Linked DNA regions of Homo sapiens: region 2 is linked to region 1. A link is a contact called in ENCODE Hi-C or POLR2A ChIA-PET data. All regions are on one chromosome and are shown on one strand. Each heading gives the region's core, a stretch centred on a gene start or an enhancer-like site at or near the end of the contact. The rest is flanking DNA. Distances are from core to core; before and after follow the strand shown. Region 1 holds the start of BRMS1L (BRMS1 like transcriptional repressor). Region 2 holds the start of MIPOL1 (mirror-image polydactyly 1).

Evidence for each region. Hi-C counts contacts between places; a loop is a spot of excess contacts on that map. ChIA-PET counts read pairs that join two places held with the same protein, here RNA polymerase II (POLR2A). Pooled maps may share reads with other maps.
Region 2: a pooled map shows a loop between it and region 1 (7-fold over the local background). The contact joins the promoter of MIPOL1 here to the promoter of BRMS1L in region 1. A Hi-C loop is called at or near these places in 3 of 50 pooled maps. POLR2A ChIA-PET finds 5 or more read pairs at or near these places in 3 of 52 experiments (BJ, HepG2 and endothelial cell of umbilical vein).

Annotation. Positions count from the first base shown.
Region 1 is chr14:35,823,721-35,829,455 of GRCh38, forward strand. BRMS1L (BRMS1 like transcriptional repressor) reads left to right here and starts at 2,618. Exons shown (of 10, transcript NM_032352.4): 1 at 2,618-2,938. The coding sequence starts at 2,797. RefSeq lists silencers at 2,659-2,758, 3,009-3,178.
Region 2 is chr14:37,194,146-37,199,924 of GRCh38, forward strand. MIPOL1 (mirror-image polydactyly 1) reads left to right here and starts at 3,792. Exons shown (of 13, transcript NM_001388067.1): 1 at 3,792-3,959.

The DNA of each region.
Region 1 (5,735 bases), core at 1,368-3,867:
TGTCGTTATAAGGGGTAAAATATAGTTTTAAGATTGGTCTGCAAATGAAGTTTCCTTATCCGTAAAATGGGAATAACAATGGCACCTAACTCAGGGCTATTAAATTGAGAATTAAACTCACTAAACCCATGTAAAGGGCTTACCAAGATACCTGATACAGAGGATAAATGGTCACTTAATGAGTTATGATACCTATTGAGGCTTCCTTGTCTATGTACCCTTTATTTATTTATTTATTTATTTATTTATTTTTATTGATCATTCTTGGGTGTTTCTCGCAGAGGGGGATTTGGCAGGGTCATAGGACAATAGTGGAGGGAAGGTCAGCAGATAAACAAGTGAACAAAGGTCTCTGGTTTTCCTAGGCAGAGGACCCTGCGGCCTTCCGCAGTGTTTGTGTCCCTGGGTACCTGAGATTAGGGAGTGGTGATGACTCTTAACGAGCATGCTGCCTTCAAGCATCTGTTTAACAAAGCACATCTTGCACCGACCTTAATCCATTTAACCCTGAGTGGACACAGCACATGTTTCAGAGAGCACAGGGTTGGGGGTAAGGTCACAGATCAACAGGATCCCAAGGCAGAAGAAGTTTTCTTAGTACAGAACAAAATGACAAGTCTCCCATGTCTACTTCTTTCTACACAGACACGGCAACCATCCGATTTCTCAATCTTTTCCCCACCTTTCCCGCCTTTCTATTCCACAAAGCCGCCATTGTCATCCTGGCCCGTTCTCAATGAGCTGTTGGGCACACCTCCCAGACGGGGTGGTGGCCGGGCAGAGGGGCTCCTCACTTCCCAGTAGGGGCGGCCGGGCAGAGGCGCCCCTCACCTCCCGGGCGGGGCGGCTGGCCGGGCAGGGGGCTGACCCCCAACCTCCCTCCCAGAAGGGGCGGCTGGCCGGGCGGGGCGCTGACCCCCCCACCTCCCTCCCGGAAGGGGCGGCTGGCCGGGCGGGGCGCTGACCCCCCCACCTCCCTCCCGTCCGGGAGGCTGGCCTGGCGGGGGCTGACCCCCACCTCCCTCCCGGACGGGGTGGCTGCCGGGCGGAGACGCTCTTCACTTCCCAGACGGGGTGGCTGCCGGACGGAGGGGCTCCTCACTTCTCAGACGGGGCGGCTGCCGGGCGGAGGGGCTCCTCACTTCTCAGACGGGGCGGTTGCCGGGCAGAGGGTCTCCTCACTTCTCAGACGGGGTGGCCGGGCAGAGACGCTCCTCACCTCCCAGACGGGGTCGCGGCTGGGCAGAGGCGCTCCTCACATCCCAGACGGGGCGGCGGGGCAGAGGTGCTCCCCACATCCCAGACGATGGGCTGCCAGGCAGAGACGCTCCTCACTTCCTAGATGGGATGGCGGCCGGGCAGAGACGCTCCTCACTTTCCAGACTGGGCAGCCAGGTAGAGGGGCTCCTCACATCCCAGACGATGGGCGGCCAGGCAGAGACGCTCCTCACTTCCCAGACGGGGTGGCGGCCGGGCAGAGGCTGCAATCTCGGCTCTTTGGGAGGCCAAGGCAGGCGGCTGGGAGGTGGTTGTAGCGAGCCGAGATCACGCCACTGCACTCCAGCCTGGGCACCATTGAGCACTGAGTGAACGAGACTCCGTCTGCAATCCCGGCACCTCGGGAGGTCGGGGCTGGCGGATCATTCGCGGTTAGGAGCTGGAGACCAGCCCGGCCAACACAGCGAAACCGTCTCCACCAAAAAAATACGAAAACCAGTCAGGCGTGGCGGCACGCGCCTGCAATCGCAGGCACTCGGCAGGCTGAGGCAGGAGAATCAGGCAGGGAGGTTGCAGTGAGCCGAGATGGCAGCAGTACAGTCCAGCTTCGGCTCGGCATCAGTGGGAGACCGTGGAAAGAGAGGGAGAGGGAGACCGTGGAGAGGGCGAGGGCGAGGGCGAGGGCGAGGGAGAGGGAGAGGGAGCTATGTACCCTTTTTTTGAGAAAGTACATCTGGTTAAGTATGTATTTTTCATTGAAAACTAAAGTTAAATCAGGACTGATGGCATTTTCCGACTGCATTTGGTAAAAAATAAATGCCAAAAATATTAGATTGAAAATGCCAAGATAAAACTTCCTTACCTTCTGTATTGTAAAAGTTTCAAGAATAATTTAAAGATTTTTGCACAACACAGAAAGTGCAAGTTATCGTCTATAGTTAATAATTAAATAAAACAGTTTATTAATGGTAGGTAATAAAGGTGCTTAGTAAAACAGATGGTTCTCCAGTTCCCCAGGCTCAATGAGCAGGCAAAGATCCTTTTAGGCAAAAGACATTTTCACATCTAACAGTAACATCTCTGATGGTCAGGCAGGTCAAACAATCACTTGGCGGGAAATAGATAAATACAGACTAAATTCGCACAATCTGTTTCTGTTTAGTTTATAAACTGCGATCCAGAGTGTCAGCTTTCGTGCCTTGTGGGACTTGAAGTCCAGAAGGAAGAAGTGATCAGGGCTGCCGAGGGATGGAAGCGTGCAGCCCCTGCAGGTCTGAGACCTACGAACTACAACTCCCGGCAAGCATCGGAAGGCCGCGTCGTAATTGCGGGCAACCAATCGTACCAGAGCAGGGCAAGCCCCCGCCCTCTGGCTCGGTGGAAGGCCTCCGCCAATGGCAGAGCTCCCATCGCAGAGCCTGCGGGTTAGGTTGTGAGGCCCGGGCCGGGGGCGGGGAGGAGCCAAGGGGGCGAGCAAGCTCGGTGGCTGGGTGGGTTGGGGCGTTCCGCGCGCCCTTCATTGAAGCGGCGGTGGCCGGGCTGGGCGCCGGTAGTGGAAAGCGACGGCGCGGCTGGAAAATGCCAGTCCATTCCCGAGGGGATAAGAAGGAGACCAACCATCACGATGAGATGGAGGTGGACTACGCCGAAAATGAGGGGAGCAGCTCCGAGGACGAGGACACTGAGAGCTCGTCGGTCTCCGAGGATGGAGATAGCTCAGGTGCGCGACCCACTGCTGGGACCCTGAGTCCCCGCGCCCAGCGCGCGACAGGCCGCTCTCCGCACGCCAGGCGGCTGCGTCCTGCTGGGAAAGCGGGGCGGGGACAGAGGGAAGGGGCGGAGACTGGCTCTGGGCCCTGGGCTGCACCCTGACCGGTCGCTGGGCGCTGTCTGGCTCCTGATGGGTCCCGGCGGCGGGGCGGGGCGGGCCTGGGCTTGTCCAGCTCCCAAACGCGGCGTGGTCCTGCCCCCGGTGGTGCTCTGGAGCGACCAGCCCAGGCGGACAACTTCCCGCAGCAGACAAACTGGAAATGCCTCCTCTCCCCAGCCCACCGACCTCTTTCCCTATTTTCACCTTTGCAACCCTCACTTCTCAGCGCAAGTGAGTTGCCGGGACAGAGGGTCGGCTTAGTAATTAACCTCAGTTTGCAAGTCAACTTGCCGGTCAGCACTTTTACATCAGTGTCTTTTCGGGGGCTAACTTGAGAGCGGTCCCGTTCAGTAGCTCCCTGAAGTTTGCAAGACTGAGAGGAAGGGACCAACATTCGGGCTCATTTTGGATCTTCATATGCTTATAAATTGGCTGAGTTTTGGCAGCGTTGAAAATTCTCCAAGTCTTTTCTTCCCTTCAGTTTTTTCTAACTTTGGGCTGTTTTAAATTATTTTGGGTGGGGGAGGAGGGCAGATTAACACTACAAATAAATTTTGCAAACTTTTAGGAATGGTTATTCTAAAGTGAAATGGAATTTGTGATTACCGGGATTATTTTCTTTCGATTCAAATGATGGAGATGAGACTGACTTCTTTGTCTTGGCCTGATTTTGGTCATGTAAAGGAAGCATTGATGATAGGTTGATGACAGCCTAGTATCACCCAGATGCCCTCTTTTCATGTTTCCCTTGCAAAGCAAATCTCCATGGAAGGATATAATTTCAATCAGTAAATCAGCCATCCAAAAATATTTATGAGTGACTTCTTTGTGCAGCACTGGACAGTACTCAATATGAGGGATAAATAGTTATTATCTGGGCTCACTTAAAAAGCTATCATAAGTCACCACTTGATTAAATTGCCAAATGAATGCTTAACTAAATGTTGCTGTAGGAATTCAGAGGCAGAGGAAATCGTTTCAATATTGGGTGGTCACAAAGCCTAGCTGAAGAAGGTGGGATTACCTTAATTATCTTGAAGAATGAGTAGAATTTGGTTTGGGGTGGTGGGTATCCCTGCAGGGAGAGGGATGTAAGAAAAAGTACAAGGGCCAGAGTTTGGGGCTTATTCAAAAGAGCGTGAAAACCTTGGGAGAAGGAGTTGAGCTCGGAAAAGAACAGGAAAGTATAGATGTGAGTGATTTCAAAGAAAGCACAAAACAGGATTGATGAATGCAAGTTTAGGATTGAAGGTAAGAGAAAAACCAAGATACAAGGAGAGTGGCGGTAGCATCAACAGAAATAGAAAAGTGAAAGATTTGAGATGAAGGTGAAAGAAAAGAGTATTTCAGACATGTTGCTTTTTTTTTTCTTTTCTCTCTTTGAGATGGAGTCTCGCTCTGTTGCCCAGGCTGGAGTGTAATGGCGTGATCTTGGCTCACTGCAACCTCCGCCTCCTGGGTTCAAGCAATTCTCCTGCCTTAGCCTCCCGAGTAGCTGTGATTATAGGCGGGTGCCACCACACCAAGCTAATTTTTTGTATTTTTAGTAGAGACAGGGTTTCTCCATGTTGTCCAGGCTGGTCTCGAACTCCTGACCTCGTGATCCACCCACTTCAACCTCCCAATGTGCTGGGATTACAGGCATGAGCTACCATTCCCAGCCTTTTTTTTTTTTTTTTTTTGAGAAGGAGTTTTGCTCTTGGCACCCAGGCTGGAGTGCAATGGCATCATCTTGGCTCACTGCAACCTCCACCTCCAGGGTACAAGCAATTCTCCTGCCTCAGCCTCCCGAGTAGCTGGGATTACAGGCATGCGCCGCCACGCTCAGATAATTTTTGTGTTTCACCATGTTGGCCAGGATGGTCTTGAACTCCTGACCTCAGGTGATCTGCCTGCCTCGGCCTCCCCAAGTGTTAGGATTATAGGTGTGAGCCACCGTGCCTGGCCGACGTGTTGCTTTTGGAGTGATGGCAGTATGCTTAAGATTGCCCAACTGACAAATGGAAATGTGACATTGGAACCTGCCCGATATGGGAAGGGGAGAATAATTTGTAAGTCATCTGCCTTGCCATGAAAGTAGGTGAGATTTCAAAAGCGGGGAATATAGAGAAAGGAGACTGTATGGGAATATATTTCTTTTTTTTTTTTCTTTTTTTTGAGACAGTCTTGCTCTGTCACCCAGGCTGGAGTGCAGTGGCACGATCTTGGCTCGCTGCAACCTCTGCCTCCTGGATTAGATTCTCCAGCCTCAGCCTCCTGAGTAGCTGGGATTACAGGCATCCTCCAACACACCCGGCTAATTTTTGTGTTTTTAGTAGAGATGGGGTTTTGCCACGTTGGCCAGGCTGGTCTTGAACTCCTGACTTCAAGTGATCCACCCGACTCTGCCTCCCAAAGTGCTGGGATTACAGGCGGGAGCCACTGCACCTGGCCTGTTGGTGAATATGTTTCTTAGATCTATAAAGTATTTTGTCTTCAGATGTTCTTGCATTTATGATAGGAGCAAGGATCTCATAAAATTCTATTTGTTAAAATTCTCCCCCTATAATTTTTATGTTGACTCTTGTGATTTTTAACTTTTAAAAATTCCATCCCAAAAAATAATGAACAACTTAATTTTTGAAGAATGTGATAATAATTTGAACTA
Region 2 (5,779 bases), core at 2,542-5,041, 1.4 Mb after region 1:
TGCATATGACTGCTGGAAAGCTACTCTAAGATGCTTCCCTAGCAATTCAAACTCATTCTATCAAAACTGAACTTACTTATTCACCAATTTCTTTAATACCATCAACACTTTCCTCTTTCTCAACTAGTTATTTACCAGATTTTGCAAACTATTTCCTACTTCTTCAAGCTACCCTTTTCCATCTATCGTGCTTTACCACATACATTTTATTATTTATTTATTTATTTATTTATTTTTTGAGACAGGGTCTAACTCTGTCACCCAGGCTAGAGTGCAGTGGTACAATCTCAGCTCACTGCAACCTCCACCTCCTGGTTCAAGTGATTCTCATGCTTCAGCTTCCTGAGTAGCTGGGATTACAGACATGTGCCACCATGCCTGGCTATTTTTTGTATTTTTAGTAGAGACGGTGGGGGGAGGTCCCACCATGTTGGATAGGGTGGTCTCCAACTCCTAGCCTCAAGTGATCCACCCACCTCAGCCTCCCAAAGTGCTGGGGTTACAGGCATGAGCCACAGAGCCCAGCCTTTTTATCGTTTTTCAATTAGATTAACTAGTCTTGCAAACTTGAGAATTTTGATTCTGAAACGTATTTCTAAATTGATGAATGAAAGTGTAAATCTAATCTCATCACTCCTGTTTTAACTTTCAAAATTCATTGACTATAGAATCAAGTCCAAGGTACTTAATTAGGAGATCATTTATATTGCCTGGCATGGTGACTCATGCATGTAATCCGAGCACTTTGGGAGGCCAAAGTGGGAGGACTGCTTGAGGCCAGGACTTTGATACCAGCCCCAGCAACATAGTGAGTCCCCAACTCTATTTTTAAAAAAGACCTTTCATAATCTCTCCAACTTCATTTCCCACCACTTTCCATGTTAAATTTTATACTGTGATATTAAATTGCTTATAGCTCCTTACAGTATCTCACTCCCATATTGATTCCTTTATAAGGAATTCTGTTTTCTCTGCACCTCCACCCTCACCTCTTCACCTTGCTAAGTCTTATTCATACTACAGGAGGCATTATCTCCTTCAGATTTTCCTGACTCTGTCTTCCTCATCCCCTGAACTCCCCTCTCCCAAAGCCATTTCTCAGTTTACACAGTGTGATGGTTAATTTTGTCAACTTGGCTGGGCCATGGTGCACAGATATTTGGTGAAACGTTATCCTGGATGCTTCTGTGAAGGTGTTTTTTTGATGAGATTACCATTTAAATCACCAGACTTTGAATACAACAGATTACATTCCATGTATGTCCAACTACAATTCTTTTCTGAGGCTTGCCCGCCTCTTCCCTCAGATTTTGGACTCACTAAAAGTCCACAACTGCATGAGCCATTTCCTTACAATAAATCACTGTCCCTCTCTCTATGTAGTCTCTGTGTATACACACATATCCTGTTTGTTCTGTTTCTCTGGAGAACCCTGATTAATACATATGGTATTCTCAGCTACTTGTGTGCCTAATTGTTATTCATTATTTTATTTGCAGAACTGATCAGTGTGTGACACACTGCAGAAGCCTAATATTTATAGACTTGAGAATATTAATGATCTGACATTAACAGACTTGATAATATTAATAATATGACATTCTTTTTCTCCCTGTAACGAAAGAGTGGTTCATTTTCTTCTTCTCATCTTCATCCATATTTCTGTAAAAGTCCAGCTTGTATGAGGTATGAGGACATAGACAATATCTTTGATAATCATTTTGAGAAAAGAAAAAAGCTCTAATTTATCTCTTTCATTTCTTATAGACAGGCAACTGTTAGAACAATAGAAAATGAAGAAATGGATATGTTGGTTATGGTGGTGGTGGAGGGGAGTAGGGGAAAACTTACCTGTTGTGGTATCAAAAGTTTAGGGAAAGAACATTAATGAGTTACTTCAGGTATGTTAGGGAAAAAGGAAAAAGAATAGGGAGAATTAGTCCTAATGTTTGAACTCACTGCATAAAACAGAGAGAGAGAGAGAGAAAATCAGCTTACTAAAAGGAAAGAAAATATGAGGTTTCTCTTTATGCCAGAGACTGTAAGCACCCAGATAATGGGCTTTAAAAAAAGGAGGAAATGAACTTTACTCAATGAAAAATATTATAATTTTTCTCTAAATTTATTCTACTAATTCATTACATGGTTTGAATGTTCTCATTGTGGTAGTCACTATCCTGTTTTATTTATTATTTCCTAGCCAGGAAAATCAACTTTTTCCTTTGTTTTACACATAATTTGATTTGGCCCTAAGCCTTTGCACAAGCTATATACTTCCTGATTGGAGTATTTGCTCTGATAAACTGTACACTCTTTGTTTTTGTCTCATAGATTTTTATGGTACTTTATGTTCATAAATATGATTCAAATCCTGACTGAAGTAAAGCAAAAAAGAAAAAAGCATTTCAAAGCTGAATCTGTAACAAACTTCTTGAGAACACTGTTCATTACAGCATACATAACGAAAATTTGGTGAATATTATAACCTCTGTTGTTCCAAGTTAATCTACGTCCAACTTTTCCATTTTGTTAGTTTTCACAGCGTCATGCTCTGTCCCCCAGGCTGGGGTGCAGTGGCGCCAGCCATCGTAGCTTATTTCAGTCTCCACCTCTGGGGCTCAAGCGATTCTCCCACCTCATCCTCCCTAGTAGCTGGGACTACGGGTATGCACCATCATGCCCAGCTAATTTTTTTGATTTTTAATAAAGTCAAGGTCTCGCCATGTTGTCCAGGCTGGTCTCGAACTCCTGGGCTCAAGCGATCCCACTGCCTCAGCCTTCCAAAGTGTTGGGACTACAGGCGTAAGCCACCGCGCCCGGCCTTTTTCAGTTTTTTAAACTCTCTTTTGTACACTTACTAAAGGATAAGTTCCTTTCATTAACTTTAACCACAAATTTAGGAACCCGTCAGCACCTCATATTATGCCTATTCTCTGGGGTGTATTAAAAAATATTATTGCTTATTACTCAGCACCCAGAAGAGTACCTGGCACATGGTATGTGGTCACTAAGTATTTGGTGTCTGAAGGAATCATGAGTAACAGGAGTTAAAGTGACATTTATAAAACCAATTCTGAACTATGGAACAAAAAACCCAAATTTAAATTACTAGCAGTTAATTATACCATTCTTAGTTCACGGAGGTAGGCCAATTGAAAACTTTGGACATTTTTAAATTCTGTAAGGTTTAACATTTTTTCTTAGAGGATTCACATATCGTAATCTCATCCAGCACTTCAGTCAAAAAAAAAAAAAAAAAAAAAAGTCACCAGCTCCAAGGTTTTAGTGTGAAACGTTCTTTGGCCAGGATCTAGATAGTACTTTTGCTCACTCAACCGGAGCCCGATCTGGTGCCATTTTCACTTGACCGCCGCTTCGAAACACGTCCCTCCCACCTCTCATCCCAAACCACACACAAAGAAGGAAAGCACAATTTCGACAGGTCTTGGGAAAACTCGACGAGGCCAAGTATGAGGCCACAAGACACCGTTTTTAGTTCCGCGTTCTCCCTCTTCTAATCCTATTAGGTTTTGTCCAGACAACGTTTTGCTCTTTCAGAAGAGAAAGAGCGTTCTGCGCTCGTCGTCTTGGATTCGACAACCATAAGCATCCCGTTAGGGCAACCACCGCAGCAGACTAAGTTCGACTACTTTCTCTCCAAACTCCTCCCGGGCCTTCTTCCCAAGCTCTCTCTTTCTCCTGGAGGCCCCGCCTCGCGGCCCGGCAGCGCGGCACGCGCATGCCCGGTGCTCGCCGCTTGCGCTCTCCCCTGCGGCGCGCCGCCGCCCCGTAGGCCCCACGCGCCGCCCCGCTCCTCCGCCGGATCGTCTGTGGGTGAGTCTCGAGCCAGGAGGCTCTGAGCCAGTGGCGATTGGCTGACGCGGTGGCTGCGCACTCGGCCTGAGAAACTCGGCAAGCGCGCAGTGTCGACTCCCCGGTCTATGCCAGGCGCATCTCAGGTAAACGGTTGGGCAGGGAGGTTTGGGCGACGGAGAATGATAGTGGTGGGCACAGATCAGCCCTGGAGTTTTCGGCCGCAGACTTTTCCTTGGAGAAGGAGAAGGGGCCCCGCGGAATCTGTACTTAGTGAATGCTGACCCCGCGTGGCCGGGAGTGATGGGGCTCTCTCGAAGGTCAGTGTCGTGGGGTCCTCAGGTGGCAGACAGCTCTTTCTGGGTATGGTTTTGGTATTGTCTCCAGTTTCCTAATACTGGACCTGAGCAGCTGAGCATTTATTCAAGGGTGTATTTTTTTTGTTTTTTTCCCCTTAAGTCGCGGTTAGTCAGAAGGTTCCAGTCCTCGCTCAACCTCTGATCGACTCTGTGCCCATGAGAGAGTCGTTTTATATTTCATTTCTCACACGTGGAAGTGTGGGCGAAGAATGAGGGGCTTCTTTAAGCGCGCTAAGCCATGCTGTAAAAAGATACTGTTAGAATTTTTTTTTTTCTTTTTTGATTCACAATGTCCCTGGACCTGGTGCAACGTTTGGGAAGCATTTTAAGCTCTATGGATGGAGGGAACAAGACAGCCGCATTATTAGACAAGGATGGTAGAAAGGAACAACTTTCCACAAACACACGCGTTTGGAAAAGCTCCTTTGAGCATTTTATGCAGGTTAAATCACAGTGGTAGTAGATAGAAATAAGCCAAAACAAAGGGCCAAACAAAACTACATTTCAAGGAGGTGTTCTTTTCTTCCCCAGATAACTTGAATATACTATCACAAATTATTGGCGTTTCAAAGTTTTTCCTTGTGATCTGGTATGGAGTTCATCTAAAATGACAATTACATAATCATTCTATGCAATCGTATGCCAATAAAATTAATTAAAACAGTTTAATTTTTAATGTGAGGAATAGGAATCAAGACATGTCATTGATGGGAGGTAATGATGGCAATCAGCAAAATGAATGGGAGATGTATACAATTTTCCTTCAAAGGAGTAGAGTTTATAGAGATATTTTTATTGCGTTAATATTTAAAGTATAAAGACATACAGAAAAGTGCATGAATCGTAAGTGTACAGCTCGGTGAATTTTCACAAAGTGTAAATACCCATGTATCCAGTATCTAGATCAGGAAAGAGCATTATTGCATCCCGGAAGCCCCACTTCATGGTTCCAAAGGTAATCATTATCTGGACTTCCAACATTATCAATGAATTTCACCTATTATTTACTTTATATAAATGGAGTAATATGGTATTTAGTCCTTAGTTTCTGATTTTTGCTCAATATTTTATTTGTGAGATTTATTCAAGTTATGTAGCAGTTTGTTATTCTCATGCTGTATGTATAGTATTTCTAGTTTTTGGCTATTACCAATAGGGCTGCTATAAAGATTTTTAGAAATATTTTGATGAAATTATGTATACTTTTTTTTTTCTTCTTTTTTTTGAGATGGAGTCTCGCTCTGCCGCCAAGGCTGGAGTGCAGTGGCGCGATCTCGGCTTACTGCAACCTCCGCCTCCCGGGATCAAGCAATTCTCCTGTCTCAGCCTCCCGAGTAGCTGGGACTACAGGTGCCTACCACCACGCCTGGCTAAGTTTTGTATTTTTAGTAAAGACGGGGTTTCACCTTGTTGGTCAGGCTGGTCTCAAACTCCTGACCTCAGCTGATCCACCTGCCTCAGCATCCCAGAGTGCTGGGATTACAGGTGTGAACCATCGCGCCTGGCCATATGTACATTTTTATTGCGTATATGCCTACTAGAAAATTACTGTGTTACAGGATAGGCAGATGTGTGTTTGTGGTATACACTACTGAAAAGTTTTTCAT